5 separate regions of the Homo sapiens genome follow, and all the other regions are linked to region 1. A link is a contact called in ENCODE Hi-C or POLR2A ChIA-PET data. All regions are on one chromosome and are shown on one strand. Each heading gives the region's core, a stretch centred on a gene start or an enhancer-like site at or near the end of the contact. The rest is flanking DNA. Distances are from core to core; before and after follow the strand shown.

Region 1 (4,948 bases), core at 2,449-4,948:
TCGCTCACCCTCTACAGGAAGAAGCAGGGCGCACACAAGGCCCTGGTTGGGCTGGGCGTACAGGCCGATGAGCTCACCCAGGGTCTGGAAGCGGCGCACAGGCACACCCTGCGAGGTCTGTGGGCCAGCAAGGGTGGGAGGAAGGGTCAGCCAGCAGGTCCCCAAGCCCTAGGCTGGATCAAGGTCAGGGGTCAGGGGCCCAAGCTCCTACCTGCACAGCCAAGAAATCTTCTCCATCAGGCAGAATGCGATACGTGTGCACATGCTTCTGATACCTGATGCCAAGGCAGGGCCAGAATCTGTCACCCCCAGGCTGGGGTCTAAGACCCAAAGCACCCCTTCCTCCTGCCAGCAAGCTCAGCACCCCAACCCCCTCAGCTTGGTTTCCCTAAAACCACCTGCCCAGGCTGCACAGGGTTAATGATGTGGCCGGTCCACTTCCACCCTCCTGGTGTTGCCTATTGGGCAGGAATGACCAGAACACCCCCGTCTCCCCACCAGACCTACACAGACTCCACACCCACCACAGGGCAGGGCCTGAGAAGCAACAGGGAGCTCTTTTGTGGCCTCCACAGCTGTCTAAACAGCCCCTCTGGGCTGTGGTACCAGTCTGGGCTCCCCGCCAGAGTAAGAGTCTTCAGAAGCCTGGTTAGCCCATTTGCACACACGGGCAACGTGCTAACACGTGTGTATGCCTCCTGTGTTTATGCTGCTCTCTGGCTCTGCTGGAGTCGGGTATGTCTAGGGCACTTGTGCCGAGGAGTGTGGGGGCATCACCCTAGGCCTTCCCACCAAAGAGGGCCCCCATGGGAGACCTGGGCCTCTAGGAGCCCCAAGCCAAGGAGGGGCAAGAGGGGTGCTGACAGACAGGAGCCGCAGTTGAGCAGGTGGCAGCTGAGCCAGGTGCACAATCAGCGGGGGATGGAAGATCCTCTGCCTCCGCACCTCAGGGCATGCTTCCCCAAGGAGTCACCCAGGAGTCACCCTAGGTGACTCTCCTGGCTGCTTATGCTGGGTGAGTGTCTGTCACCAGGTGTTCCTTTGTAGACTATTACAAACACTATCTGTGTTTATTACAATAGCATACCATTAACTGAATCCTATCTGTGACACGCTGGGTACCCAGTGTCCTATAAATCTTACTTAATTCTCACACTTCTAAACAGATATTATTATCCCCATTCTCCAGCTGAGGAAACAGGCTCAAAGAATAAAAGTGATTTTCCTAAGGCCACAGAGTAAGTAAAAGGTGGAGTTGGGATTTTAAACCATGGCAGAAGCCAGGGCCAGTATCCTAGCTTGCTGGTCAGATTGCCTGTGCCTGCTGGGGCAGGGGCGTGTCTTGCATGTTATCCATGAACACCCGGAATGTATACAGGTAAGCAAGTATGTGTGTATTTGGCAAATCTAAGATATTGCCCACGTCTGATCGCCCACGTCTGATCCTTACCCCCAGGCTCTTGAGATGCGGGGAAGAGCCAGAGTCAGCTGGCAAACCTGAAGCCCCCACTCACAGACAGACCCCTCACCCCATTCACAGCCTCCCTTGGCAATGAGGCCAGGATTCTCCCCCTCCTGGGACAATAATGTTCCTCACCCAGACACAGGCCCCAGCTGTCCCCCTCCCACTCAACAGCTGACCCAGCACCTGCCTCCCTCCCCAGCCTAATTAGGGGGTATGCCTCAGAGGGGGCTGGGAAGCAGGACTTGGGGATATTCATCTGCCTAGTCTGTCCCTCCTTAGTCTCCCCCTACTGGGCCTCAGACTTGAGGCCTAAGCTAAGACTTATAGGGCCCCTTCCTTGTTGGGTCAATTGCCTAGGCTAGAGTTTTTCAACCTCCATACCACTGACATTTTGGATTGCACAGTTCTTTGTTGTGGGGGACTCTCTTGTGCACTGTAGAATGTTTAGCAGTATCCCCGGCTTCTACCCACTAGATGTCAATAGCACCATCCCAGTTGTGACAATTAAAAATGTCTCCCCAGCTGGGCGAGGTGGCTCCACCTGTAATCCTAGCACTTTGAGAGGCCGGGGCAGGTGGATCACTTGAGGTCAGGAGTTCAAGACCAGCCTGGCCAATATGGTGAAACCCCATCTCTACTAAAAATACAAAAATTAGCTGGGCTTGGTGGCGAGCGCCTGTAATCCCAGCTACTGGCGAGGCAGAGGCAGAAGAATCACTTGAATCCAGGAGGCGGAGGTTGCAGTGAGCCGAGATTGCACTACTGCACTCCAGCCTGGGCAACAGAGCGAGACTCTTTCTCAAAAAAAAAAAAAAAAAAAAAGGTCTCCCCTGGTCTAGGCTAATGTGCGCCCCGACCAAAGATGTCAGGAGAACAAAGGGGTAAGGAAGGTACAGTGGGACAGGAGTTTGGGAGGGGGTTCACAGAGCTAAGAAAGATCTAAATAAAGATCTAAATAACTGATCTAAATAAAGCAGCCCCCACAGATTCCCACTCACTGGGCCCACAGAAGCCAACTCAATGTCAGACTGCAGGGCAGGAGGTACAAAGCCGCTAGAAGGCTGCAAAACCAAGAGTGCTAACTCACCCCAGCACCACTACCAACCACACTGGGCTGAAAGGCACAGCCACAGGACCTGGCCCACTCAGAGAAGCACCAAGTCTGGCTCTGCTCTCACTCAGCACTCATAGCTCAGGGCTAGGGCAGCCAGGTAACCAGGGCTCAAGCCCAGAGCCAGGGCTCAAACACTCACTCATTGGTTCAGAAATAATGGCAAGGTCCCATACAGCCTCAGCCTCTGCTTCCCCAAGCCTTCCTCTCTACACCACCCATCACCGCCCCCACCACCCATACACGGCCAGGCAGAACCCCAAAGCACCGAAAGGGGCCCTAAGGAAGCTGCCAGGCATCCCCACACACCCCGTCAGTCCCTCTGCCCCGACTCCCTCTCCTGCTCACCACTCAGTCCCTATCCAAACGGGACTGCACACAACGTGGAATGCACATCCTCTCCCCTGCTCCCTTCTACCTGGAGGATGCCTGAAGGGGTCTGCCGGGGAATGCCCGAATTTTTCGTCATCACAGTCACACTGGGCCACAGAACCCCATATTCTCTACCCTCAAGGCTCCTGAAAGTGCCCCCAGACACACAGCAGGAAGTGCCCCTGCGTCCCTCCTCAGACCCAGGAGAAAGCCAAGGCTCCCACTCTGGGGGGTGGAGGCGGGTCTGGCGTCCCACCGCCCCAGAAACCCTCACCCGGGCCCTTTCCACACCCGGCCGTGCCCGCGCTCCCGGTCCACGCCAGCCCGCAAGGAGCCCCCGCCCCACTCACAGGACGCAGAGCGCGAAGGCCCCCGCCACGCTCTCGCTGTCTCGGACCAGGAAGCTGCCATCGCGGCCCGCCCGGGCCAGCAGCTCCTCCGCGGCCGCCCGGCTCAGGTCGCGGTGGTACCAGGAGGGGGCCTGGCTGCCCAGGGCGCCCCCCGGGCCCGGCGCCCCGCAGGCCGAGGCCATGGCCCGCGCAGGGCTCAGCACCGCCCGCCCCCGCCGCCCCGCGCCATCCGCCCCGAGACGCTCAGGGCTGAGGCTGGGGCCGGGCCCGGGGCCCGGGCTTGAGGATCCGTGGGCCGGACAGAGCCGGGGATCGGGACTCAGCACTCCGCCGCGCAGGCCGCCTCGTTCACCGCGCAGCCGCCGCTGCCTGCAGCGCCGGCCTCAACTTGAAGAGAAAGAAAAGTTTGTTCAGAGGCGGCGGGGGAGGGGCAGGAGCGGAGCGCAGGGCCGGCTGCCGCCCCCTCCCCCTCCGCTCGGCCCGCAGCCCGGGCCGCCCCTGCCCCCAGCTCCTCCTGCGGGGACGGTGCCCCCACCTTCCCGAAGGGCCCGGGACCTCCCAGACCCCACAATGATCCTGCCCCCATCATTCACCCGAGGAGATCCAGTCCCCAAATCCCCATCGAAATCCGAGTCCCCCCATCCTGGCCCCGACACTTCGGGATCCAGGCACCCCCTGGAGAATTCAGCGCTTCTCAGTTCTCCCAATGATATGACCCCTAAGCCCCATAAAGGTCTGATTCCACTCCATGGCTCTTCCTCTCGTCCCCCTTACAGCTTGGCTGCATCGAGTTCCCCAAACCTGCGAAGGATCCAGGACCACCCCCTACCCATCCTCTTCCCTCCACCCAAGCGGGCGGGGCCCCCAACTCCTGCGAAATGCAGCCCCCTCTTAGATCTGAACCCCCAACTCCACGGGAACCGTCCCCCGGCAAAGCCTGCGGGGAGATTCCCTGGCTAACCAGGCTTCTGAAGATTCTTACTCTGGCGGGGGGCCCAGACGAGGTGCGACGTTCTCGAGCCTCTCACGCAGCCCCTCCCAGCCCCGCAGAGCCCTTCCCCCTCTCGGCCAAGTTCCCCAGCACCACCCCCCACACCCGCAGGCCGGGCCTTGAGGGGGTTCAGCAGTCCGAAGCCAGGAGGATCCCTGGCCCGTCTAGTAGAAAGTTCCCTCCCGGGATCCCGGCCGCCGCACGCAGACCCCCACCTCCCGGGCTGCTCCGGCGCCCCCTTCCCCGGACAGCGGCCCTGGGCTCCAGGCGGCCACTTAAGATGGCCATCCGCGCGCGCCCCCGCCCTCCGCGCCGCCCGCCCCGCCCCGCGCCGCCCCGGGGAGCCGGGGGCAGCACCGCGCCTCGCCTCACCCCGCCCCGCGCCTCGGTCCCGGAGCCGCTGGCCCACTGGGTGACCTCGGGCAAGTCGCGGCGCGGGGTTGAGCGTCGGCTTCCCGCTCTGGAAAATGGGGATCCTGTGGCGAGGGCCGGCTCTGGGGGCCGAGCTCGTACCGCGCTCGGCACCGGGCCTGGCGCCCAGCCCGCGCTCCCGAACGGCGGCTATTTTTATTATTAATTAAGGAGAAACGAAGGTGACAGCTGTGTAAACTGTAAAGCGCGGCTGCGGAACGAACGGGTATTATTAGCACTCGCCCCCG
Region 2 (4,948 bases), core at 1-2,500, 2.9 Mb after region 1:
AGACCTATCGGGAGAGCTGGGGTGTATGTGACGCAGATTCTGAGGGCCATGAGCCGAGGGAAGGAGCCAGACGCTGTCCTAAGTGCCAGGGGAAGTTGTTAGAGGTGTTAAGCGTGGCATGACGTGGCTGGATTTAGGGTCTGAGATGAACTTTCCTGCTCCTGAATGGACTCTGAGGAGAAGGAAGATACTACCATCCGTAATCCACCCCGGGAAGGCACTGACCTCCTTGACCATGGGGAGGATGAGAGGCCGCCGCTCTGTGCCTGGGTCCCCATGGCCTCTAGGGTCCCTTCACGTTTTCACCTCATGATCCTGGAAGCTGGGACCTGCCCAAATCCACCGGGTGGCCCCAGCCTCCCCATCTCTGGGGCAGGGGGTGGGCAGCCTTCTCCTCCTGGTTTATAGCCACAGATGACTCCAGGCACAGTGGTCCTCAACCGCCTCTAGGGACCATGGGGACGGCTGCCCTCTGTGTGTGACGGTGGCTGGGCAGAAGCCAGCTGGGCTGTCGTGGGTAGGGCCTGGAGGCCTCTGGCTGTATGGTGGTCTAGCTTTGGCACCACCTTGGGGGGCTCCGGGTAGGAGGTGTCCACCAGAGGGGACCTGGGCAGCTCAGCAGAGGCTTGGTCACTCCCGAGCCGTCTGTGGGTCCCACTGGTCTGTACCCTCAACCCCACTGACCTGCACTGGTCATGCCCAGCTCTCACAGGATGATGGCCCCAGCCTTGTAATGAGTCACCTGCTGCCCTCCTGCCCCTCCAGCTGGTCCCCCACCCAGCAGCCACAGGGCTTTCCTTAAAACATAAGAAAGACCCTGCTTCTTACCTGCTCAGATCCCACCAAGAACCGGCCACCTCACTCCAGATAAACTCCAGACTCTTCACTGAGCCCAAAGGCAACGAGCAGAAGTGTCCAGAAATCACACAGAGCTCAGCAGGTGGTGAGGCACCTGGACCCGAGTCACCCAGCAGCTGAACAGGCCATCCCTGAGGCCATGCACGCCCCGGCCCTGCAGGTGTGACGGCCGAGGCTTCCACGACGGGGGGTGAGTGGGAGCTAATATGGCTGGTGAAAGCACTGGGTTCAGTGGGGATGGCATCTCCCGCCCTCTGTCCAAGGTGGGGAAAAAGTCAGCTTCAGGTGAGGGAGACCCTGGACGCCTGGCTTTGGGCTGATTCCCCACTCACTTGGCCTCTCCCAAGCATACTTTCCTGCTTTGTAGGGATGTGGGTTCGCGGGACAGTAACAGGAGAATCAAGGCAAGAACTCAGAGGGGGATAGCCAAGGTAGGCGGAGCTGCCTGGTGGGTGGGACTAACCCAGGTGGGTGGGGCTGCTTGTGAGTGGGGCTAGCCCAGGTGGGTGGGGCTGCCTGGTGGGCAGGGCTTTCTTCCCCGTCAACATTTCCCTCTCTCGGTTAAGGCCAGGGCAGAGCCCACACATGGGTGTGCCCAACCTTAAGGCCTGCCCTGGGTGAGTTAAGACTCCCCAGCTCACCTAGGTCCTACCTGAGGGGAACCTACACGGCCAACCTCCTCAAGGATCCTGAAGCCACCCAGAAGACAGTGGGGCTAGGGTGCCATTCATTCATTCATTTATTCATTCACCTATTCATTTATTTACTCGCTTCACCACCCTTTCCTGGGTAATATTAAGAATAACAGTGGGCCTAGGAATATAGAACATTCTTAGGGGTTTCTTGCAGGCCAGGCACCCTAAGAAAAAGTTATGTAACCCACGTGGCCTCGCTGTGAGGGGGACGACTGCTGTCCTCACTTAATAGATGAGGAGCTGAGCCATGGAGGCCTCACAGCTGGGCAGCTGGGGGTGGACCCCATAGACTGGAGGGGGATGGGCAGGGGCAAGGAGTTCTGCTGGCCCCAGGCCTCTTGTACACATCTTGGGAAGTACTAAAAATGAGTACTTGCTCAAGTCCCTCTCTTCATTGAGCACAGGGAGCTCTTGGCCCTTCCCTCCTCCTCCCTTTACCCTCACCGCCCAATTCCACACGGGTGTACTGAGCACTTGCTAAGGGCCAAGACCAGCACTAGGTGGAGCACACAGTAGGAACCCAAGGCAGCCCTCCCTGCCCAGCTCTCCAGGACACTGTCGTCAATGCCAGCGGGAAGCATAGAGAGGCCAGGGAAAGACGGGCAGTCAGGAGGAAGGAGCCAGCGGAGGGGAGAGAGGGCCGGCAGCTCAGTGCACCTGGACCGTGGTGGATGCTGGACTATGACCAGAGACAGGGCTGCAGCCCAGAGCTAGCCCCAGACCCACAGGGCCTCAGGGGGCTTCACAGGCTTTGTCAGGGGTTTGGACTTTCTCCCGAGGGCTGGGGACCCTGCAAGTTGCAGAAACTGGGCTATATTTGGCATTTTAGAAGCCTCCCCCAGCTGTAGTGGAGGGGAATTGGAGGGAGTGGGAGAGGAGGTTCCCATTCTCACTCAGGTGGGAGATGGTGGTGGGATGGAGGGTGACCCTGATTGATAGGACTCAGGGACAAATTAAAGGTGAGGGCCAGGGAGAGGGTTATCCAGACAGCTCCCAGGAAGATGGCAGTGGGATGGAGGGTGACCCTGATGGGACTCAGGGACAAATTAAAGGTGAGGGCCAGGGAGAGGGTTATCCAGACAGCTCCCAGGAAGATGGTGACACCAGTGAGGTGGGGAGATAGGATGGCATTTGGTTCCCACTGAGCTGGAGATGCCTGTACAAAGCTTCTAAGATACCCAAGGCAGAATCTGCAGCTCCTGCAAAGACAAGAGCTCTGCTCTGCCTCCAGGGAATCAGGGGAGGTCTCCCCAGTGCCCTACTGGGACCTCCAGAGACCCTATGCGAGCCTCCCCCAACCCAACCACCAGCCCATCAGCGCCACCTACCGGCTGCTCAGGGCAGGCACTCAGCAACTTGCTGAGGGCAGATCCTGATGTGTCCCCGTTTTACAGATGAGGAAACTGAGGCCAGGAGACAAGATGACGCCTGTTTGAGGTTACGTAGAGGTGGAGGTGGCATAAGACCTCAGTTCTTCCTGGCAGATCCTCTCCAAAGAGCCCCGTCTGAGAGCAGATGGAAGGAGGTGGTGTCAGGAGATACCTTATCTTACTTTTGTCTGCTGTCAGCATTCCAACAACCCTAGATTATTTTGGCACCCCGCAGTGTCACTCAGTCTCACCATAGCCTCACTCTAATTATCAAAGCTCATCTTTTGGGCTGATATCTGCTTCTGGGACTCCCAGTAGCCCACCTGGGTCCTGCTGGGGAGGACTGTAGAAATCTGACTGCCCCAGGTTGATTTTCTCCCTCTGTCTTCAACATTCAGATTGCCAGCCCACCTGTTAAATCATGATGAGTTGGTGATGGTGATGGTGATGGTGATGATAGTGATGATGGTGATAATGATGGCGTTGATGATGGTGATGATAATGGTGATGATGGTGGTGATGGTGATGGTGATGATGGTAAGGATGATAATGGTGATGATGATGGTGGTGATGATGGTGATGACGGTGATGGTGATGATGGTGGTGATAATGATGGTGATGACGGTGATGGTGATGAAAGTGGTGATGATGGTGGTGATGATGGTGAGGATGATAATGGTGATGATGGTGGTGGTGGTGATAGTGATGATGATGATGGTGAACATGGTGAGGATGATAATGGTGATGATGGTGGTGGTGATGATGGTGATGATGGTGGTTATGATGATGGTGATCATGATGGTGAAGATGATAATGATGATGATGGTGGTGGTAATGATGGTGATGATGGTGGTCTGATGATAATGTTGGTGATGATGGTGATGATGGTGGTGATGATGATGGTGATGGTGATGATGGTGGTGATAATGATGGTGATGGTGATGGTGATGATGGTGATGATGGTAATGATGATGATGGTGATGATGGTAATGGTGATGACGGTAATGATGATGATGCTGGTGATGATGATGATGATGGTGGTGATGATGATAATGGTGAGGATAACTTGTACTGAACATGCACCACATGTCAGTAGTTTTCCCACACTATTTCATTTAATCCTCATGACAACTTTATGGCTAGGACTACTGTTATCCCCATTTTACAGAGGAGGAAACTAAAGTGTACAGTGGCTCAGTCACATAGCAAGTTAGCAGTGGAACCTAGGGGCACCCAGGCAGTTGCACCAAGACCTGCTCCTAACATTACCCTATACTGCTTTTGGCTCAGCCTACAGAGCTGTCTTTGTGACCCCTTCTCTGACACTCCTCCTCTGAGCCAAAGGGCAGCTCCTCCCATCATCCATATCAGTCTGACTGCTCTTTCGCAGTAAGACACAATGAGGAAGCCAAAGACTCTAAAGGGAGGGGCACAGGGATGCCAGTTTCCCTCAGAGCACTGCCAAGGAGGGACCACAGCTCCAATGGCGTGGGCATATGATGTTCCACCTGCCACAACTCCATGCCCAACTCTCCTGCTCTGAGGGATCAGGCTTGGCCCTGACCCTTCTGCCTGTGAGCAACTGGTGAGCAGCCAGCCCAGGTTGCAGCCACCAGCATGTGGGCACTGGTCAGCACAAGGCATGTCTCCTGTCCAGTACTCAGGGCCTCGCTGGCCACAGTTGGACTCTGAAAGATTCCTGATGTGGACTCAGATGTGTTTGAGCCTAAAAACATGCTTTTCATTGGTCCCACCCTACTTCAAACAAAACAGAAGCCTGGGTTGTTCTAAAAAACCATGCACAGCTGCATCATCTATTGCCCAGGCCCCAAGGGTCAGGTTCTACCAAAATTTCTACCTGCATGATCCCATTTAACCTTCCAGCTGCCCTGCCAGTGGCCCTCACTCCATTTTACAGATGAGTAAACTGAGGCCCAGAACAGTCATGCTGCCTCTTCAAGGCCATAAGCCGTTGGAGATCAGAGCCAGGATTCTGAACCAAGGCTATGTGAAGCCAGTGGCCCT
Region 3 (4,948 bases), core at 2,377-4,876, 2.3 Mb before region 1:
GAGAATAAGCAAAAAAATGCAGTGAGTAATGCACACAGGTCTTGGCCCCATGTGGGGCATTGTGGGAAACCTGTTGTTGGCGTGTCCAGCCTGCACGCATGCCATTTAATTACTTTTTGTGGGAATGCATGGGGAAATCCAGGTGTGAGCAGAAAAACTGCAGCAGAAGAGAGCTGGGGGGGTCTTTTTTCCCACTGGGGATGTTGCATGAACTGGGTGTTGTGCACCTGTGTTTTGACTGCAACTCACATAAGGTCAGGTATGAAATTTTCCATTTGTGGCATAATGTCAGCACTCAAAAAGTTTAGGATTTTGGAGCATTTCAGATTTCAGATTTTTATATTACGGATGCTCAGCCTGTATTGGTAGAGGAATAAACACATAGATCAATGGAACAGAATACAGAAACTGGAAATAGGATCACACGAATATGTCCAACTGGTTTTGACAAAGGCATAAAAGCAATTCAATGGAGGAAACATAGCCTTTTGAACAAATGGTGTTGGCGTAATGTAACATGTATATGCAAACAAACAAAAAAGAACAACCGCAACAACAACCAAAGTTTTACACCTATTTTAAAAATTAACTCCCATTTTGTAGGTTGCCTGTTCACTCTGATGGTAGTTTCTTTTGCTGTGCAGAAGCTCTTTAGTTTAACTAGATCCCATTTGTCAATTTTGTGGGGGGGGGGAGGGATAGCATTAGGAGATATACCTAATGCTAAATGACGAGTTAATGGGTGCAGCACACCAGCATGGCACATGTATACATATGTAACTAACCTGCACATTGTGCACATGTACCCTAAAACTTAAAGTATAATAATAATAAATAAAAAATTAACTCAAAATGTATCATAGACTTAAATGTAAAATAAAAAATCTTTAAAAAAATAGGCAGTAGAATGTCTTCAGGATCTAGGGCTGGGCAAAGAGTTATTAAACCAAAAGCATCAATAAAAGGAAAAGTGGATAAATTGGACCTTATCACAATGACAAACTTTTGCTCTGCAAAAGATACGGTTAAGAGGATGAAAATACAAGCCATACACTGTGAGAAACTGTTTACAAAGCACATATTTGACAAAGGGCTAATATCTAGAATATATAAAGATATCTCAAAACTCAACAGTACGAAAAACAATTAATTAGAAAATGGGCAAAAGACATGAACAGACATTTCACTGAAGGGAATATACACATGGAAGATAAGCACATGAAAAGATGTCTTACATCATTAGTCAATAGGGAAATACAAATTAAAATCACAATAAGACACCACCACACACCTATTAGAATGGCTAAAATAAAAGCTAATGCTCATGAGGATGCAGACAAACTTGATCATTCATACACTGGTGGTGGGTATGTAAAATGGTACAGCCGCTCTGGAAAGCATTTTGGCAGTTTCTTAAAAAACGAAACATGTAACTACCATGCAACCCAGCAACTGCACTCCTGGGCATTTATTCCGGAGAGATGAAAACTTAGTTCACACAAAAACCTGTACACAAATGTTTACAGTACCTTTACTCAGAATATCTGAAAACTGGAAACAACCCAGGTGTTCTTCAGTGAGTGAATGGCTAAACAAACTGTGGTACATTCATACTATGGACTACTACTCATCAATAAAAAGAAACGCGCTATTGATACATGCAACAACTTGGATGAGTCTCCAGATAATTATGCTGAGTGAAAAAAAAATTCTAAAAGGTTGCACTCTGTATGATTCCATCTATACAACACAGACGTTTGCCAGGAATTAAGAAGCAGTGTAACTACAAAGAGCAACATGAGGGATCCTTGTGGTGATGAAAATGTTCTGCATCTTGACTTTATCAATGTCAGTATCCTGGTTGTGATATTGTACTACAGTTTTGCAAGGTGTTTCCATTGGGGGAAGCTGGGTAAAGGGTACATATAATCTGTCCATATTATTCCTTACAACTGCATATGAGTGTCCAATTTTCTCAAATAAAACATTTAATTAAAATAGTACATATGTGATTTCTCTTGTCCAAACCCTGATTGATAATTTGAACCCTTCATCAGACTGGAAAATTTCTCTTCTATTCCTAGATTGCTAAGTATTTTGGTCAGAAGAGGTGTTTATTTTTGCCAATAGATTTATCTGTATTTTTTAACATAATCATAGCTTTTCTTTAAAAAAAATTTTTATTATTTCTTCCAATGAAGGCTTTTCTCTTTTAAGGTAAATTACATTGTTTGATTTCAGAATGCAAAACCAACCTTGCATTCCCGGGATAAACCCTACTTCATCATGATGTATTAATCCTTTTATAAATTGCTGGATTTGATTTGCTAATATTTGCTTAGGATCTTTATGTCTATGTTTATGAAATGTTTTTCAGACACCTATGGTGTCTGAAAAGTCCTCAGTAAAAATTCATTGAATTCAGACTTGTTTAAATGATACTCTAACTGCAACATAGCTGATGTTGTGGTCCAGACACCCCCTCAGGGCCTAGACAGTCATTCCCTCAGCTTCTGGAGTTGGTTACTGATGATACACAACTGAGTCCTTCTCTGGGGGCCGCCCTCCACCGAGGGAAGCAGTCTTGCCAAAAAAAAAAAAAAAAAAAAAATCACAGCTCCTCCCCAGGTGTAGCCTGTATCCATGACTGGTCAATGCAAGGATAAGAGTTTCTGGCCCCCTTGCTTTAATGTGGAACTACTCTGAAGGGTCATCCTAGGCTCCAAGCATGCCTTGGGATTGGTCAAGGCCTCTGCTGCAACTGTTTTGCAGGCCAACTTCTTCCTCTGCCTACAAATTCCTGCTTCCTTCACTTTCTTACAGGTGCTGATCTTTAAGTTCTCCCTACCTCCACCAATAACCTTGTAGGCAAGCTAATCTCCCTCTTGCGTCCCCCAGGGGCTCAACACAGGACACACCACGTTACCCTGTTTTATTTTTCTTTTCATAGCATTTAACACCTTATACGTGAAATAACCTTATTTACTTAACACTTAAAATACTTATCGTCTGCTGTAAGAATGTAAGCTTACCAGGACAGATCTTTCTCATACGCTATGCACCGCTGTATCAAGCGCCTATGGCAGGGCCTGCAGAACACAGCAGGCACTAAATACTGGTTGTTGAATGAACCGATGAGTCTGGCCCCGCGCTTTTGGTCCTGGGATCACATATCCCCCCTCCAGCTTTTAACACGCACCTGGGAGCTGCGGCTCGGGGTGTGCCCCCGAGTCCCCGCCCCTCAGGCCACGCCCCCAGGCCCACGGAGAGGGCGGGGCCCCGCGGACGCAACGGTGGGCACGATGCGGCAACCCGCCGTTCGGTTGGTGCGCCTGGGTCGGGTGCCGTACGCCGAGCTACTGGGGCTGCAGGACCGCTGGCTGCGGCGGCTGCAGGCCGAGCCAGGCATTGAGGCCCCGTCGGGGACTGAGGCGGGCGCGCTCCTGCTCTGCGAGCCCGCGGGGCCCGTGTATACGGCCGGGCTGCGCGGCGGCCTGACGCCCGAGGAAACTGCGCGGCTACGGGCCTTGGGCGCCGAGGTGCGCGTCACAGGCCGCGGTGGCCTGGCCACCTTCCACGGCCCGGGCCAGCTGCTTTGCCACCCGGTACTCGACCTGCGGCGTCTCGGCCTGCGCTTGCGCATGCACGTAGCGTCGCTGGAGGCGTGCGCCGTGCGCCTGTGCGAGCTCCAGGGCCTGCAGGACGCCCGCGCGCGGCCCCCGCCCTACACTGGCGTCTGGCTAGACGATCGCAAGATCTGCGCGATCGGTGAGCGCCGCGGAGCAGGGCGGTACCTGAGAGCCGAGGTCGGAGCTTGAGGCCTGGGGGCGGGGTCTGACGGGGCTGGACCAACGGAGGTGAGGGCCGGGAGGAGGCGTATCTAGCGCGGGTTTTGAATCACAGCTACCCGCTGCGTTTGAGTTTTTAAGCCCCTTTTCAGATATCGTATATTCAGAAGCAGAAGGCTCCTCACATCTAGTCCAACACGCATTTCTGTTAAGGGAGAGACAAGAGAAGTGAATTGCCAGGTTACGTCCTGCGAATGACAATGTCATGGCAAATAAGGGTGCTAATTTTCAAACTTTTTTTTTTTTTTTTTTTTGAGACAGAGTCTCGCTTTGTCACCCAGGCTGGAGTGCAGTGGCGCAATCTCGGCCCACTGCAAGCTCCGCCTCCCGGGTTCACGCCATTCTCCTGCCTCAGCCTCCAGAGTAGCTGGGGCTACAGGCGCCCACCACCAGCCCGGCTAATTTTTTGTATTTTTAGTAGAGATGGGGTTTCACCGTGTTAGCCAGGATGGTCACGATCTCCTGACCTCGTGATCCGCCCGCCTCGGCCTCCCAAAATGCTGGGATTACAGGCGTGAGCCACTGCGCCTGTCCCCAAGCTTTTTTTTTTTTAAGTATTGGAATCTGTTAAAAGACATTTCCTGGAATCCTCATGATGAGTGCAGCTGCTTGAAGCCACGCACCCCTTCCTTTCATTTGTTTCCTTTTCCCATCTGAGTACAATCCCTTGTTTCTCCAGAAACAAAATTTGAAAACCGGTGATCTAATCCAGTTTTCTCATCGCCCTGAGAGGGACACCAAAGCCCGGAGAGTGGAGGGTATCTACTCTAAGACCCTTTGGCTTGCCTTGCAGGAGTCCGCTGTGGAAGGCACATCACATCCCACGGCCTGGCTCTCAACTGCTCTACCGACCTCACGTGGTTTGAGCACATCGTGCCCTGTGGACTGGTTGGGACAGGCGTCACTTCCTTGAGTAAGGAGCTCCAGAGGCACGTCACCGTGGAAGAAGTAATGCCACCTTTCCTTGTGGCCTTTAAGGAGATCTACAAGTGCACACTGATCTCAGAGGACAGCCCCAACTGAAGAGTACTCATAACAGCCAGGATGCTCCTGCCTTGGGAAGCATGAAGTCTGACTTGAGTCACCTACTGAAACCCAGA
Region 4 (4,948 bases), core at 1,488-3,987, 2.2 Mb before region 1:
TGTACAGGTTTGTAGCCTAGGAGCAATAAGCTGTACCATATAGCCTAGGTGGGTAGTGGGCTATACCACCTAGGTTTGTATACTCTATGATGTTAAGATGACAGAATCACCTAATGATGCATTTCTCAGAACACATCCCTGTTATTAAGCAATGTATGACTGTATACGGGGACCAAGAAGGATATTCTTTTTCATAACCACAGTTAATGTTGCCAGGCTTAGCAAATAAAAATGCAGGATGCCATGGGCAAATTCCAACAGAAATGAAAGCTCTGAGCTTTCCCAGACTAGGGGAACTACTACACTTCCTCTGCTGAACACACTTAGACACTGCTGTTGGATTTGATGGGTTCTGGGTCTCCTTGGTTACCCTCCAACATCCAAACAATAAATCTAATCCGCTGGGCAAGATTTCTGGTAAGCAGTAAATGTCTGCTATGATCTTGCTGATAAAAGTGAAGGTTAGTTGACTCTTTTTTTCCATGTCTTGAAAGCTCTGTTGATTTGGTAGTGTTTCTCAGAAATGAACTGAATAAGAATTGTCTTATAAAAAACACTGTTTAACAAATTTAAATATAACTCATCATTAGATCTTGTTAAAATGTAGGTTCTGATGCAGCAGAACTGGACTGGGGTATGAAATTTTGTATTTCTTAATAAGCTTCCAGAGGACATCAGCACAGTTGTCCTCCTAATCACACTTTGAATTGTGACAGTCAATAGATATTTCAAATATGCAGGTACCTAGGCCCTATGCCAATGTATTGATTCAGAATCTCTGGAGGCAGTGTCCAGGAATATTAATTTAAACAAACTCCTAGGGAGATATGAGAACCACTGATCTATGGGTTTGAAATATCCTCTATCTTATTCTCAACTTGTTTATTTTGTTTCTGAAAGCCCAGTGCAGGTCCCTCCTGCTTGATGCTTTTTTCATTGACCACCTCAGATGTAAATTCATTAACAGTTGTTGGCAGCACTTGCTATTTATCATGGGCTTTCTTTTCTTACATATATCCTGTCTCCTCAGATGTTACTTCTCGAAGTGAACAATTATATAGATTCTTGTAGCCTCAGCTCCTACCATAATGCTTAGCAGAGAGTAAATGTTTAATATGTATCATGGATAATAATGGTGATGGTAGTGGAAGATGAATTTCTCTCCAGGACACGTGACTGTTGCCCAGGCCTTGTGTGATTAAAAGAACAAGAGTCCTGCTGACTCCACAAAAGAAACAATCGTTAGCAAAAACTGCAACTCCCAACTATGGCACGTTTTTCAGAAACTGGTACCACAATCCTTTTGTACCTTGGTAGTTTGAATTTTATTATGGTAAATGGCACTTTAAAGGAAATAAAGTAATACTTTGAACTTAATATGTCTTTTATCTGTGAACCTCAAAGCAGCCTAATGCCATTTATTAAGTTACTGTACAGCCATGATGTAAATATTATCATACCTTCCTTACAAAAAAGCTGACTAGGGAAAGAGTTGTAATGTACTTGCCCAAAATCATAGCCATTCTAAGAAGGCCAAACCAAGAAACGGAGGAGTAGCTAGGTGGCTGACAGGTCAGCACTTCTCAGCATTTCCCAGACCTCAACTTAGGTGAGCTTTCCATAGGAGAGACGGCTAAGAAGTAACGGAAGACTATTTCAATTTGGGTGAACCAATTTCCTTTTCCTCCGTATTCCCATTACCATTGCTCTTGGTATCTTGTGATGCTTATACATTCTTATATTTAGGTTAAATGCCGACCATCTTCCCTCAACAACTTCCTTATCTATTTTCCAGTAATCTTGTTCTCCCTACCTCCTAGTTTACTATAGCAGCAGAGATATTAGATTGGTACAAAAGTCATTGCCGTTTTTGCCATTACTTTTAATGCCATTATTTTTAATGGCAAAAACAGCAATTACTTTTGCACCGACCTAATAAAATAACTGCCAGCTGAGGGGATCTGAAATGAGATTGGAACCCTAGTTTGACCGCTCACGAACTCGGCCTCTTAGGAGAGGTGTCTCAGGGAGTCAGTTTCTTCTTTGTGTGTGAAACGGAAAAGGACTACGCCCCTGTACCTTACTGAGGGATTGAGGCGATAGAACGCGATTCGTAAACTGCACAGCACTAAACGGATACCACTTTGTCCCCTTACTATGTCATTCCTTGTTTAATTTAATGCCAGGGCCACACAGCGCAGCATAACTAATAGGGATAGGGCGTGTCTGTAGGGAACTACCTCGAGGTAGATCTTTTTCTTTTGAGGAAAGGGGGAACGCGGAGCTGCTGGGAGTCGTAGTCTCGGCGGCGGTCTCCGCTGAGCTCAGACAAAGGAAAGAACTACAACTCCCGTGAGGCAGTGCGCGGACAGCTCGCACTGCCCCTCCTCCCCCAACCGGCGCGTGCCCCCAAGAGAAACTGGGGGCCTGCGCGCGCGCTGGGGACCTGCAGGGCAAGCGCAAAGGCAGCTTGCTAGTGGTAGCCGTGAGAGCAGATCGAGGAAAGGAGACCCTTGGCAAATTAAAAAATAAAAAGAACCGTGCACTATTGCCTCACCACCCGGACGGGCTGTAAACCCCCACTACTTCGGAGGCGTGGGGAGCGCGCTCCCGGGCTCCAGTCTAGAACTTCGGGGACTTAAATCAGCAAGGGCGGGAAGGGGCGGGGCCTAAGGCGCGGGGCGGGGCCGTAGGCGGGGCGGGCGGCGGCGGCGGCGGCGGAGCCAGGACCCAGACATCTGGGACTGTTGTTCTCTCGCGGCGCGACCGCCTCAGTCACTTCGCCCAGAGACCCGGACCTGGTCCGCTGGGGAGCAGGCGGCCATAAACCCCCTCTCTCCCGGTTCCCTGACGCCGCGGCAGGAGCTGTTACGAACACCCTGCGGTTGGTCTCCGATGCCCTTCAGTGAGGTGGGGACGCCTGGACCCTGGTGAGCGAACCCCAAGCCACCCCCCACCCCAACTCAGTGTCTTCGCCGGCCCCCGGCCCGTACGCCTGTCTGGTCGCCATGGCTGAAAACACAGAGGGGGATCTGAACTCCAACCTGCTCCACGCCCCCTACCACACCGGGGACCCTCAGCTGGACACGGCCATCGGGCAGTGGCTCCGCTGGGATAAGGTGGGTACCTGGTCAGCCCGGCAAACGCCGTCGCCTCCCCCACACAGTCTGCTCTTTCCTGTGCCCACCCAGCGCCCCGCGGGCTGCAGAGGAGATGGCTCGGGACACCGAGCGGGGGGCAGCGGAGCAGGGCGTTGCCACCCACCTATGCGTGGGGTTGCTCCTTCGGACTGCCAGAGCCGGGCGGCAACATCTGCATCGCTTCCTTCTGCAGTGCTCTCAATTGTAACCTCCCTTCCTCTTCTTTACCCTCTTTCCTTTCAAGTGCTGTCTTCCCTCTTTCTTCAAAAAAAAAAAAAAAAAAATCATCATCATTGTAAGTTATACCCTAAACAACGATTTCCTTTCCCTTTTTCTCCCTTGACTTCCTTCTCCACATACCTGAAAGTGGTTTCTGGCACCCTTACTGGGCGTTTCTAACCGCTATCCGCTTTAGTTCTGGTCTGGTGTGTTTCCTCCTTCTGTCGCTAGGTAGTTGCTGGCCTTTTATCACTCCCTGGTATTGTCTAGTATCACCTTTTGCTGTTGGGAAAGGCAAGGCGCTTACCTCTTCTTTCTCCTGCTGGCAGCTATTTTCTGGAATTAATCTGTTCAAGGAATCGTGTTTTCCAGGTTTCATGTGGTACTCTTAATACAGGATTGTTTTTGCCTTAACCATTACTTCTCTACCAACACCTCCCCACCCACCCTCCGCCCCCACCTCCAAGTTGTGGTGGTAATTAAACCTCGTGCGGGCATTTGGGATGAATTTGTGACAATCAGAATTAAAATGCAGCTATCTTACTTGTAAAAGAGGTCCCTGGTAGCTCCAACAGAGGAAGATAATCCAAGCTTTTGCTTTGTCAAGTGCGTAAAATACCTTTGTTGAAGTAGAGAAGGCAGCACATTTAAAATGGAATTAATGACACTGAATTAAGGAATTTGTATGGTAGTATGTGACATTATGTTGTACAAATGAATTTCCTTAAGGCTTCACTTTCTGAAAGTTTTGTTTTTACTTTATTCATTCATTCATTCAGCAAAAAAATATTGAATGCTGAGTGCGTGTTTTAGGTCTTGTTAGACCCAGGAAATACTTGTGAGGAAAATAGAAAGGGTTCCTGCCCTCAACAAGCCTCAGTTAGCAGATGAGGAAGACCAACAAATAAGCAACTACAATGAGGTATTTGGTGTTAATTGGTCATATGTATATTGGACGAATAATTCTTCCTCTACAGTCTAAACTAATGCTTCTCAAACCTTAATGTGCTTATAGATCACCTGGGGATCTTGAAATACAAATTCTGATTCAGGAGGCCTGGGGTGGGGCCTTGGATTCTGCCTAAGAATGAATTTCCGGCCGGGCGCCGTGGCTCAGGCCTGTAATTCCAGCACTTTGGGAGGCCGAGGCGGGTGGATCACGAGGTCAGGAGATCGAGACCATCCTGGCTAACATGGTGAAACCCCGTCTCTACTAAAAATACAAAAAATTAGCCGGGCGCGGTGGCGGGCGCCTGTAGCCCCAGCTATTCGGGAGGCTGAGGCAGGAGAATGGCTTGAACCCGGGAGGCGGAGCTTGCAGTGAGCGGAGATCGCGCCACTGCACTCCAGCCTGGGCGACAGAGCGAGACTCCGTCTCAAAAAAAGAAAAGAAAAGAAAAAAAAAGAATGAATTTTCAGGTGATACTAATGCTGCTGGTCTGTGGACCACACTTGGAGTAGCAAGACTTTTTGTTCTCTTTAGGTGCCAGTTTTAACTGTACTTTTCCTAATGAGTCTCCTGATTGATTTTTTTTTTTTTTTTTAAACAGGGTCTCACCGTGTTGTCCAGGCTGGAGTGCAGTGGCGCG
Region 5 (4,948 bases), core at 878-3,377, 2.0 Mb after region 1:
CTTCAGGCCACCAGATTTGTGATCATTTGTTATGGCAATCACAGGAAACTAGTAGGCACTCCAATTGTTATTTAGAAAGCTGCCCCGAGTGACCACCAGTCTTCAGTCCCTGGCTACCATACTCCTCATCTGCTGACGTCACCACTGAGATCAGGGAGCTGGTCACAAGACCATAAAAGGCCGCTTCTGGAATGTGAAGAGAGGAAAGGAGAGGCAGGACAGGGTGCTGCTTGGACTACTGGCAATTCTGAGACACCGTTGGCAGGTGTACCAGCTCCCGCAGCTCTGACAGCCCTGTGGGCTGGGCACTGTGTTACCATGACTGTACAGATGAGGAAATTGAGGCACAGGGAAGCTAATGGACATTCCTGAGATCGTGTAGCTAGACGATGGCAGAGCCATGTTCTGAAACCCTAAGAGTGTGGTGCCAGAGTCGACCCTTAACCGCTATGCTGAACTTCTGGGGAGGAAGGCAGAGTCGCCCGCTACCAACCTGTCCATACCCACCGCTCACCTTCTGGTGTACTTTTCCCAGCACACAGTAACTACATGACGATATAAATAAAACCAAGCACACATACATCTCAAATGTCAGCTATGTTTCGTAGACCGCCTTTAAAATGCAATTTATCAGTGTTTTTCCAGACATTAAATATCCATAAAACCCGATTTTTCTACGTCCTGTTTTGTTTGTTCAGTACTGATTTTTTTTAAAATCTGGACTTGACTGCTCTCAGGCAGAGAGCTGTTCTGTCCATCCTGTCCCCAACAGGCACCAGTCTTTACAGAGTGAAACCCATGGTGACACATTTAGGCCCTATCTGATTGGTGACTGAATGGCTGATTCCAAGCTACAGCTTGAAGCCTCTGAGAGGCGTCCCCAGAGCACTCCCAAGCCTCTCCCGACTCTGAGAACAAGGGGGGTAGGGCTGAGAAACTCTGCTGTACTCAGGGTTTCTTTTTTATCCTGGAAGCTGCTGCAATCCACAGGCGAGGGTGGAGAGGGAGTGACCGAGAGCAGGACAGGAAGCCACTCCACAATGAACTTGACCAGAGAGGCAGTGTAGTGGCTAACACTACCCATCCGGAGGCCGGACTGCTTGGCTCAAGCCTAGCTCCGTCAGTTATCGGCTGCGCATTTCGACAAAGCCACTTAACCTGTGAGCCACAGTCCTGTCCTCTGTAAAATGGGAACAGTGATAGCTAACAGTATCTAAGCCACAGGGCTACTGCGAAAATTGTATTTGGCAGTTACAAGGGTAAGCGGCACACTGTAAGCCCCTGGGTAGGAGTTACTGAATGCTAGTATTACTCTCAGACAGCCGTGAAAAGCATATTCCGAGACAGAAAGGAAATGATGCGAGGCAGGCTCACCCAACCTCTGCCCCTCCCCCACACCTTCTCTGACTCATCTTTTCTTCAGTGAGTTTTCTAATTTACCCGGGCAGAAGTGGGTGGAGGAAAAAGGACTGTGCGTGTCCACGCCCTGCAACCTCGAATAAGTTAACTTTTCTGCGTTTCTGGCTCTCCCATCTGCAAAACCAGGGCTGTACGGAGAAAACCCACGCAAATCAAACCCGGCAAAGGGGAGGCGCCTGGAGGCCAACCGGAGGAGCCTCGCAGCACCTACAGCCGGGCGACCAGGCCCTGGCTCCCCCGGCCCGGCCCCGCGCCCACCTTCTTCCCCAGGCGCGGCCCCGGCCGCCGCCCCCGCCTCGAAGTCGTCGACGCGCCGCAGCAGGTCGTGGCGCCGCAGGGAGGCGAGCAGCTCGCGCAGGAGCTCGGTGTGCCCGGGCTCCAGGTCGTTCTGCTCCAGCAGCATGGAGAAGAGGTCTAGGCCGCTCTGCACGCGCTCCAGCTTGCGCTTGCCCACGCGCCCGAGGCATAGGAACTTGAGCTCGGTCAGCTCGCTGCTCGACAGGCTGGACGACACCGAGTGCAGCAGCACCAGGAACGGGTCCATGGCGGGGTCTGCAAGCGGCCGGGGCTGCGGCCCGGCCCTCCGTGCGCCCTCTGTCCTCGGCTCGCTGGCCCTGGCCAGGTCTCGCCGCTTGCCCAGCGGCCCAAGGATTCCACCCCCGAACCTGCACTCCGGTGCCTGATTCACTACAGGAAATCGACAAGAGCGCGTTTTCGACCGTTATCTCGCGAAAACTAAGGGACCCGCGCATGCGTCCCTAGCGAAGCCGCAGCCGTTTCCGCCCTGGCTGGCGGCGCCGCGGACGGGCGCGGCTTCTGCGCCTGCGCCCGGCGTATCGTCTCTTTTCCGGGTGGGAGGTGGGGCCTTGGGTGTCCTGAGAGCCTGCAGGTGGCCCAGCTCTCTGCGGTGAGGGCGGTCGCGCCTCTGCCGAGTCCACCTGTTTGCAAAGCGCGGTGCGGCCCTACTGTGTGCAGGGCCGGGGCGGGGAGGGCGCAGCCCGAACGTCACGTGCCCTCACATCTGTTGGTGACCAAGGTTACTTATGCATTAACGTTTAGGGACAAACGTGGAAAATGCATTCTTTGGTGCCCCTGGAGACATCTTGTGTGTGCAGAAAACACTACTCAGAAGTTTATGTGCGTTTAAACATGTGATTTAAATAATACATGATTTCCAAAGTAGCAGTCGTTTATTCAATCAACAGTATTGAGCGCCTACTGTGCCAGGTAGTAGGGTCTGGGGACAAATTAGTGAGCGAAGCGCGAGGGTCCCCGCGTGCCCGGAGTTTACATCATAATTACAAAAGCGACACGCTCCAGAAGAGAAGGTCGTGGCGGCCGTGGTGGCTCAGCCTGCAATGCCCGCACTTTGGGAGGCTGAGGCAGGATTGATTGAGACAAGGGGTTCGAGACCAGCCTGGGTAACATAGTGAGACCCCGTCTCTATTAAAAAATAAAAATAAGGAAAAATAAGGAAATCGTATAGTATGCCAGAAATTCAGAAGAGCCAGGGGAAAGGGAGTCTCTTCACGGGGTGGGCGTGTGGAGGGTGGGGGGCCCGGTGGTCTGATGGGGCCTCTGTAAAGGCGCAGGTGAAGGCTGGGAGGGGCCGGGTACCTAGGTGTGGGGGGAAGAGCTGGGCACACGGAGAACAGAAGAGCAGAGCACAGGGGACGGCTGGGGTTCCAGGAGCAGCAATGCCGTGGGTCTGGAGGTGAGGAGGGGGTGCAGATTAGGAGAGCCCTCACCAGCCAACAAGGACCCAGCTTTACCACAGGGTGGGGCAGGGGCTGATGCCAGCTGAGTTTGTTTTCTTGAGATATAATTCACATACCATTCAATTCACCCTTTTAAAGTTATACTTCAGTGGTTTTTAGTGTAGTCACAAGGTTGTGCAACCCTTACTGCTGTCTAACTTTAGGACATTTTCATCACCCCAAGAAGAAACCCATTAGCATGTACTCCTCCCCTCCCCCACCAACCACGAATCTACTTTTTTTTTCTTTCTTTCTTTTTTTTTTTTTTTTTGCTGTTTTGAGACAGAGTCTCGCTCTATGGCCAGGCTGGAGTGCAGTGGTGCGATCTGGGCTCACTGCAACCTTTACCTCCCGGGTTCAAACAATTCTCCTGCTTCAGTCTCCTGAGTAGCTGGGATTACAGGTGCCTGCCACCATGCCTAGCTAATTTTTGTATTTTAGTAGAGACAGGGTTTCACCATGTTGGCCAGGCTGGTCTTGAACTCCTGACCTCAAGTGAGCCTCAGCCTCCCAAAGTGCTGGGATTACAGGCGTGAGCCACTGTGCCCTGCCGAATCTACTTTTTAAAATCTATGGATTTGCCAATTCTGGACATTCCATGTGTACAGAACCATACAGTATGTGGCATTTTGTGTCTGGCTGTTTTCAGCATCATTTTCAAGGTTCATCCATGATGTAGAACATATGAGTACTTCATTCCTTTTTTTTCTTTGAGACAGAGTGTCACTCTTTTGTCCAGGCTGGAGTGCAGTGGCACAATCTCGGCTCATTGCAGCCTCTGCCTCCCGGGCTCAAGCGACTCTCGTTTCTTGTGCCTTAGCCTCCTGACTAGCTGGGATTGTAGGTGTGTGCCACTATGCCAGGCTAATTTTTGTATTTTTAGTAGAGACAGGGCTTTGCCATGTTGGCCAGCCTGGTCTCAAACTCCTGGCCTCAAGTGATCCTCTTGCCTCACCCTCCCAAAGTGTTGGGATTACAGGCGTGAGCCACTGTGCCCAGCCTCCTTCCTTTTTATGGATGCATACTATTCCACTGTCTGGGTGTTTGGGTGCCACAGTGTGTCTATCCATTCATCGGAGGATGGACATTGCCTTTGCTTCCACTTTTTGGCTGTTGTGAATAATGCTGCTATGAACACTGAGTTACAGTTTTATTTTGTTTATTTATTTATTGAGACAGGGTCTTGCTTTGTCACCCAGGCTAGAGTGCAGTGGCACAGTCATAGCTCACTGCAGCCTCCTGGGCTCAAGCGATCCTCCCATTTCAGCCTCCTGAGTAGTTGGGATTACAGGTACATACCACCACCCCTGGCTAATTTTCATTTTTTTTTTTTTTTTTTGTAGAAACAGGATTTTGCCATATTCCCCAGGCTGGTCTTGAGCTCCTGGGCTCAAGTGATCCACTAGCCTCAGCCTCTCAAAGTGCTGGAATTTCAGGTGTGACCACCGTGTCTGGTCTTGAGTTACATTTTTTTTTTGAGATGGGGTCTCACTGTGTTGCCCCAGACTGGAGTGCAGTGGCACGATCTTGGCTCACTGCAACCTCTGCCTCCTGGGTTCAGGAGATTCTCGTGCCTCAGCCTCCCGAGTAGCTGGGATCACAGGCATGTGTCACCACATCCGGCTAACTTGCCAGGGTCTGACCCACAGACCTGGGCTGCACTACAGATGAATAATGTACTCAGACACCAGTATTCAGTGAAAGAGCTGGCTAGGGGGCTGGACCTTTCACAAAAAGAGTTGTTCCAGCCCCGCGGCCTGACTAGCTGGTCC

What was found. A loop is a pair of places that touch in the nucleus more often than their neighbours do. ChIA-PET counts read pairs that join two places held with the same protein, here RNA polymerase II (POLR2A). Pooled maps may share reads with other maps.
Region 2: a loop to region 1 is called in a map with no recorded cell type, with 17 times the contacts of the local background. The contact joins the promoter of MYEOV here to the promoter of INPPL1 in region 1. A Hi-C loop is called at or near these places in 2 of 37 single-sample maps with no recorded cell type and 6 of 50 pooled maps. POLR2A ChIA-PET finds 5 or more read pairs at or near these places in 1 of 52 experiments (activated T-cell).
Region 3: a loop to region 1 is called in a map of B cell, with 21 times the contacts of the local background. The contact joins the promoter of LIPT2-AS1 here to the promoter of INPPL1 in region 1. A Hi-C loop is called at or near these places in 2 of 168 maps with a recorded cell type or tissue (B cell and naive thymus-derived CD4-positive, alpha-beta T cell) and 8 of 50 pooled maps. POLR2A ChIA-PET finds 5 or more read pairs at or near these places in 1 of 52 experiments (A549).
Region 4: a map of CD4-positive, alpha-beta memory T cell shows a loop between it and region 1 (18-fold over the local background). The contact joins the promoter of PGM2L1 here to the promoter of INPPL1 in region 1. A Hi-C loop is called at or near these places in 1 of 168 maps with a recorded cell type or tissue (CD4-positive, alpha-beta memory T cell) and 8 of 50 pooled maps. POLR2A ChIA-PET finds 5 or more read pairs at or near these places in 1 of 52 experiments (activated CD4-positive, alpha-beta T cell).
Region 5: a map with no recorded cell type shows a loop between it and region 1 (14-fold over the local background). The contact joins the promoter of FADD here to the promoter of INPPL1 in region 1. A Hi-C loop is called at or near these places in 1 of 168 maps with a recorded cell type or tissue (sciatic nerve), 1 of 37 single-sample maps with no recorded cell type and 4 of 50 pooled maps.

What each region holds. Positions count from the first base shown.
Region 1 is chr11:72,223,517-72,228,464 of GRCh38, reverse strand. INPPL1 (inositol polyphosphate phosphatase like 1) reads right to left here and starts at 3,698. Exons shown (of 28, transcript NM_001567.4): 1 at 3,299-3,698; 2 at 212-275; 3 at 1-117. The coding sequence starts at 3,480. RefSeq lists an enhancer at 1,448-1,807 and silencers at 3,213-3,422, 3,433-3,792, 4,343-4,742.
Region 2 is chr11:69,290,457-69,295,404 of GRCh38, reverse strand. It overlaps MYEOV (myeloma overexpressed), which reads right to left and starts at 1,250. Exons shown (of 3, transcript NM_001293291.2): 1 at 829-1,250; 2 at 1-172. The coding sequence starts at 50. RefSeq lists an enhancer at 2,128-2,679.
Region 3 is chr11:74,492,058-74,497,005 of GRCh38, reverse strand. LIPT2-AS1 (LIPT2 antisense RNA 1) reads right to left here and starts at 3,626. Exons shown (of 2, transcript NR_171028.1): 1 at 3,033-3,626; 2 at 1-357. It overlaps LIPT2 (lipoyl(octanoyl) transferase 2), which reads left to right and starts at 3,282. Exons shown (of 2, transcript NM_001144869.3): 1 at 3,282-3,768; 2 at 4,642-4,948. The coding sequence starts at 3,303. The coding sequence ends at 4,871. RefSeq lists silencers at 3,047-3,296, 3,407-3,516.
Region 4 is chr11:74,396,222-74,401,169 of GRCh38, reverse strand. It overlaps PGM2L1 (phosphoglucomutase 2 like 1), which reads left to right and starts at 2,737. Exons shown (of 14, transcript NM_173582.6): 1 at 2,737-3,119. The coding sequence starts at 3,009. It overlaps MIR548AL (microRNA 548al), which reads right to left and starts at 1,933; the gene lies at 1,837-1,933. RefSeq lists enhancers at 1,753-2,373, 2,273-2,642, 2,374-2,995, 4,087-4,586, 4,587-4,948.
Region 5 is chr11:70,200,475-70,205,422 of GRCh38, reverse strand. FADD (Fas associated via death domain) reads right to left here and starts at 2,127. Exons shown (of 2, transcript NM_003824.4): 1 at 1,678-2,127. The coding sequence starts at 1,963. RefSeq lists silencers at 1,397-1,588, 1,638-1,717.